Linked DNA regions of Homo sapiens: region 1 is linked to region 2. The links are chromatin contacts, found by Hi-C or POLR2A ChIA-PET in ENCODE. All regions are on one chromosome and are shown on one strand. Each heading gives the region's core, a stretch centred on a gene start or an enhancer-like site at or near the end of the contact. The rest is flanking DNA. Distances are from core to core; before and after follow the strand shown.

Region 1 (3,071 bases), core at 118-2,617, 36 kb before region 2:
TAGAAATGCTTTATTATTTTTTCCTGAATTTTTATAGCCTCAACTAAATCTAAATCTTTACTTTGAGACCAGAATTCTGGAAAAGTTAACCTGCCCCTGAAGTTATGTAACCCATGGTTTACTTTTTATATCACAGCTTGCCCGTTAAAGTCACAAACCATTTCCATGGCCAAAATCTGTTTGAGTAAAATTGAAAAGGGGAGTTTTCAGAAGAGTCTGGACCCAACGGAAGCAACTGTGGTACAGTGGGAGGAACACTGGCTTGAGAGGCAGACGGTTCTGCAGCTTGTAAGCTGCGTCACGGTGGGACTGAACGGCCAGGACGTGGCCAGGGGATAGTGAGGCTGAGGTGGCTGTCCTGGATAGAGTCTTAGGGCGGGCCACCACAGGCACGGGTGGGTGTGCCTACCCTGCTAGCTCTGCACTTTGGGTCGGTGAGGAAACCCCACCAAAGCCGCTTTAGATTCCACAGACTTCAGTGCTGTCTTCTCTTTACTCTTGCCTTCCCACTGAAGGGGCTTTGCTGTTCCCACGGCTACCGACTGATTCCTGTGTTCATCTACTCATCCTTCTCTGGACTTTTTCCAACTGCTACCTTCTCTTGAGCAATTAGCACAGTGCACATATTTCCAGAATGGAGACATGGTATTTTTGTGGAAAAGTAGGACAATGTCTTCCGCAAATGCACGTTCCTCACGATGATCGGAATTGTGTTTCCTCTCCTGGCAAGGTCCCTGTCTTCTGGGGAACAGTCCCCCTACAGTGATTTTTGGCTTATGTTCTTAGACACAAGCGATGGCTCAGAAGCCTCACCTCCCCGCGTTGATGCGATTTCTCCTGCGGGTGTCCCTGTAACATCTTTGGTAGAGCAAGCCATCCAGCTCAGAAGAGCTCTCATGAGGCAAAATCTAATCTAAAAACTCTTCAGTGGCAACATCTTTAAAGGTTAAACCATCCTCTGTAAACATGTGCTTGGTTCTTGGAGTAAGTCCTTTCCTATTTTTTCCAGAGCTAAGTCTTCCAGGCTGGAAGGCTTAGGAAGAAATAACGCCCAGACTGGCCCGACAGTGTTGAGTGGAAATGGGGCACGAGAAGGGGGAGCCTCACCATCTGCTGATAAATCCATTCATACAACAGTGACCTTGAACACCATAGTTCTTTCTGTAACACCAGGAAGTTCCGGCAGAAACAGAGGAGAGAACTGAGCAGAGCCCCAGCTCAACGCTGAGACTTCCTCTTGCTACACCACATTAATCCTATGCCTGAAGAGCTCATTAGCCAATCACTTTCATGAACAAACCCATCCAGCTCTGGGGACAGGAAGAGCAGAGACAGAGTGGGAGTAACTCTTACGTCATGCTCTGAAAGCTCGGCCATGAAGCCTCATTTTTCTGAGGTACTCATGGACACTGCAACTTCCTCCTCCTCAGCTTCTGGCCAGCAACAGGCCCTAAATTAGTTAAATTTAACTATAATAAACATGCTGCAAATGAATTATATTTAACTCCAACAGCCACCTCAGGGTTTGTCTGGAGATGAAATAATTTTAGCTTATGCTACCATAAGTCCCCCAACTAAGGCAGAAAGTAATTACCTAAGGATTTACTGTAATGAGTTCACTGACACTCATTATTCATTATAGTGTGTGAACATTCCAGTCTTTTATACAGTCAGGCATAGACTGCACACTGCTGAATATATAGTCTTGAGTGAGCACAATAAGGACACTAAAAATAAAAAGCCACCTGATTTCAGTCTTAAGAATTCGTAATAATTATGAAGAGCCCCGGTTGAAACTTTACACCATCAGTAGAACTGAGCCTGCTAAGAAAATGAACAATGTGATAAGCTTTTGGAGCGATGACACTGCATGGCAGCACTTAAAAAGTGTGCTTATTTAAAAAAAAAATGTAACTGGGCTTCAGTGCTGTGCATACTAATGAGAACTCATGTTTTTCTATCCATTAAAGCAGGATCCTACTCAGAAGCATTTGGTTAGAGGAAGAGACTGTTTCTAAAAGTACGTACAAGTAATAACTTGCCCAAAATGCCATTCCTTATAAAATATTATGATATTCTACATTTCATTTGCTCTGAATCATCTTGCCATTAAAAAATTCTCATTTATCTAGTCACCCCTCGTGATCCATTGTGCATCAGTTGTGGGCCAAGTACTATAAGCATAAAGAACAACAGGACATGGTTTCTACTCTCTAGAAGCTAAAAGTTTAGTAGGGGACACAAAAGTTTAGTAAGTAAATGTTTAGTAAGTAAAAATGTTTAGTAAGTAAATGATTTCCTGAATTGTGATATCCACAATGATCAGGGGGTGTACTGCCTGTTGAATATGTATTATCTAGTCAGTATTGATGTAACTTATTTGGGTGGAGAAATCTAAACAGGACTTGATCAAGGACCAAAGCAACTCTAGCCAACTTTGGCCACTGAATGTCCTCTGTATACTTGCGCACTCTGGGCATAAGCGCCTATGCTTGGCTGCATATATCATTAACACACTGCTGTTAACTTCTATGTAAGTGTTTATATCTTGCCTCATTCTACGAGAATTTTAAGGAGGCCTACGAAAGAAAATATACAACAAAATAATGTTTGAATATGAACAGAAATCAAGAATCAACACAAGAAATGGGATGTTATTGACACTTTTCTCATGTCAGACTCCATTCTGCCTACTTCTTCCCCACCCCCGTTCATAGGTCATGAGCTGTGCAAGCAGCTAAAGGGATCTGAAGGTGTGGGGTTAGAGGCAGGCAGAAGGGGTGCTTAAGCCAACTCAGCCTCTTCTCCTTCACCAGCTCCTCCAATAAGCCCAACTCCGGACAAGGCTCTGGGTGCTCTTGCAGGTGAGAAGGTGGTGCCGGCAGCCACTCCGCTTCACTCTCCGAATCTCAGGACCTCTGTTTGCCATCAGGAGGCCAAATGACTAGCAGGGCAGGATTTGGGAGCTCTTGACTTGGGCCTATAATACCACAGAACAGCATCAGAGCCCTCTCCTAATACACTGCAATATGATGAGCGAAAATATTAGCAAGTACAGGACTACTGAGATC
Region 2 (3,111 bases), core at 388-2,887:
CCAGGGCCCACAGTTCTGGATTGGGAGGGAGAAGCAGTTGCTAGCAAAGGGGGAATCACCGGGAGCTGGGTGGACACCCCAGACAGCGACCGTACACTGTCAGGCCTTCGCTGCAGAAGCTCAGGTTCTGTAATCAAATTTTCTCAACCCTGCTATCACATAGAGGGAACTTCACAGCGATTTTTCCTTTTAGTCTTCCTTAGAAGAGTTGCTCATTTTGTTAGCAATAACCAGTGTTATAATTTCATTTAGAACTTTAAATTTGGGGATGCTCATTAACATCTCCAAAGAGAAATGCTGATTAAAAAAAAAACAAAACCCTATTACACTTCTTTAAAGCGCCACTCCCACAAGAAACACAACTGCTGTTTGTGAATGAGTATAGCGGTGCTATTCTAAAACAGATGTCTAGTAGCTTATGTGTTTTGGAAATTTTTTTTACCATAACATTTTTTTTGAAATACCAATAGATAATACAAAAGTGTCATATCCTAGAAATATGGCTGACATCTCTTATTTCATGAACACTGACAGTGACTGCTTGGTATTTGCTTCCATCATCAAATCAGCAGCTCACTGAATTCCAAATGCAAATACAAAATGTCACATGCCTTCTGCAGGCTCCCTTTGCCATGTAGACTCCATGGGGTGGGCTTCGGGCCTAAATCAAAACCTGGGGAAACAACGACATGAGGCCTGGCCAGGCTGCACGTCTCATCCAACGCCACCCTGCACACAGAGGGGCTGGGTGCGTGTTCCGATTCTGCCATTTTCTACATGGGGCGTCCTTCTCATTTCCTCTACCTCACTTCCCCACCAGCACATGTGTCACCTGCATCCTATAACACTTACTGTGCATAAAAAAAGAAACAAAAGTATATTGCAACTTTTTTCCTTAAGGTGTTAAAAAAATTTCTTTTTCAGATCTTAAAAACCCACCAAACTTTTATTCCCAGCTTGTGACATCTTCAACCTGCTTTATTATTTTTTCCTCTTTTTTCTATCAAAAACAATTAGACCTTAAGAAAGTAATTTTATTGTTTGGAGTAAATTATCATCAGCAACTAGGTGCCTATTTTGAGCATGGGCTTAACTAGAGTAAACATAAAACACAAAGTTTGCTCATTAGAAACTTGGCTGTTCTTTGTTTGTATTTAATGCTTGTACTTAATTACAATTAGTTTTTCCCAGAGGAAACTCACCATTAGGATGTAACCAGCACCATCAACAATAACACTTACTGGACACTTGTTATGCACCAGGCAGTGCAAAATAACCTTCTAAGGTCGGTTCACTGTTAAACCCAAAGATAAGAAATTGACGCTTAGAGAGGTGAGTAACTTGCTCGAATGGTTCCACGGCCAACAAGTGGCAAAGCCAAGACTTGCACTCAGGGCGGCCTCTAAAGCCAGTGCTGTAGCCACTACTCTACAAAGACTTCATATTCCATTCCTTCCAGGACACATTAAGAAATAAGAGGGAATATGACAAAAACTACATTGTATAGCAACTGCAAGACAACTGAACTCCAGAAATCATGATGAAAGCTCAGGAAATTGATCAATCTGCCCGTGGAATGATTTAGCTGGGTCGAAGGGCACACAGAGGCTTTGCATTCCAGTTACTTCTGGCTACACTGTGGCCTCCAAAAAAGGGACTAGGGGATTGCCACGTGGGCTACTCTGCTCTGAAATGAGAGTAAGGCTATCTTTTGCTAAGAATAGGAGCACAAGCAAAACAAACCACAAATGAATTGCTTCATATACAGCTGGTACCTAAAGTACTATTTTAAAAATTGAGCAAGGCCTGGCATTGTGGCTCATGCCTTTGGGAGGTGAAGGTGGGAGGATAGCTTGAGCCCAGGAGTTCGAGCCCAGCCTGGGCTCTCAAGCCTGGGCAACACAGCAAGACCTCATCTCTACAAAAAAACCAAAAAACAAAAATTAGCTGGGCATGGTGGTATACACCTGTGGTCCCAGCTATTCAGGAGGTTGACACAGGAGGCTTGCTTGAGCCCGGAAGGTCAAGGCTGCAGTGAACTGTGATCATACCACTGCCCTCCAGCCTGGGTGACAGAGCGAGACTCTGTCTCAAAAATAAAAATAAAAAAATTGAGCAAAATAATTGGTTTTGTATCTTTTGTAAAAGATTCACTTATTGTAAATTATCTGTCCTATAAATTGTATCAGGAAAGCTGGTTAACTGTTTAGAAAAATAAAAGTTTGATTCTCTCATCTCACAATATCTTAATAACAATTCCAGATGGAACTAGAAAAAAATGTTTAATAATAAACAACTTAAGAGAAAATGTAAGTAAATATTTATATAATCTTTTGATGGATAAGAACTTCTTGCATGTAAAAGCAATGGACAAAAATTGATGAAAAAAATGTTGGATATGACAAAACAAAAAATATAAAATAAATTTATGCCCCACATATGATGAAGGATAATAAAAGGCAGATAACAACTTGAAAAATTTGTAACAAATATGAGATAAAATGGACTAGTATTTTGGGTATATAATTAGCTAATCATTGATAAGAGATTTTTACTGTTTGTAAAATGCCAACAGAAAAAGTGGGCAAAAAAAGACTTGAACAATTAAGAGAGGAATACAAATGATTAACAAATATAGGAAAATATTTTGTTTCACCAGTCATAACAAATGCTCTGATAAATAGATGCAAATAGCTATAATTTTGCCATGTAAAAAAGGGTTAAAATATTAAAATAGTATATGACAATGGCAGAATTTTCTTAGTATATACGTATGCAAGTTTATCCTATACATTTTTTAAAAAGACTAGAAAAAGGATATAAAACTTATCTCTGGTAAGCCAGGTGCCGGGCGTGGTGGCTCACGCCTGTAATCCCAGCACTTTGGGATGCTGAAGTGGGTGCATCACCTGAGTTCAAGACCAGCCTGGCCCACATGGTGAAACCCCATCTCTACTAAAAATACAAAAATTAGCTGGGTGTGGTGGCGCATGTTTGTAATCCCAGCTACTTGGGAGGCTGAGGCACGATAATCACTTGAACCCAGGAAGCGGAGGTTGCAGTGAGCTGAGATCGCACCACTGCACTCCAGCCTGGGCAACAGAGCGAGAC

Evidence for each region. A loop is a pair of places that touch in the nucleus more often than their neighbours do. ChIA-PET counts read pairs that join two places held with the same protein, here RNA polymerase II (POLR2A). Pooled maps may share reads with other maps.
Region 1: a map of gastrocnemius medialis shows a loop between it and region 2 (6-fold over the local background). The contact joins two enhancer-like sites. A Hi-C loop is called at or near these places in 5 of 168 maps with a recorded cell type or tissue (B cell, CD4-positive, alpha-beta T cell, CD4-positive, alpha-beta memory T cell and 2 more), 1 of 37 single-sample maps with no recorded cell type and 8 of 50 pooled maps. POLR2A ChIA-PET finds 5 or more read pairs at or near these places in 8 of 52 experiments (CD4-positive, alpha-beta T cell, H1, K562 and 5 more).

What each region holds. Positions count from the first base shown.
Region 1 is chr6:5,669,572-5,672,642 of GRCh38, reverse strand. All of the region lies in intron 6 of FARS2 (phenylalanyl-tRNA synthetase 2, mitochondrial), which reads right to left. All of the region lies in intron 2 of LOC101927950 (a long non-coding RNA gene), which reads left to right. Among named protein-coding and RNA genes, the nearest start is that of FARS2-AS1, 210 kb to the right of the region's middle. Within about 2 kb of position 1,367, at least 13 of the 41 ENCODE cell types and tissues checked have a DNase peak (open chromatin) inside an H3K27ac peak, as active enhancers do; they include gastrocnemius medialis, where a contact is called at or near this core.
Region 2 is chr6:5,633,302-5,636,412 of GRCh38, reverse strand. All of the region lies in intron 6 of FARS2 (phenylalanyl-tRNA synthetase 2, mitochondrial), which reads right to left. Among named protein-coding and RNA genes, the nearest start is that of FARS2-AS1, 180 kb to the right of the region's middle. Within about 2 kb of position 1,637, at least 2 of the 41 ENCODE cell types and tissues checked have a DNase peak (open chromatin) inside an H3K27ac peak, as active enhancers do; they include gastrocnemius medialis, where a contact is called at or near this core.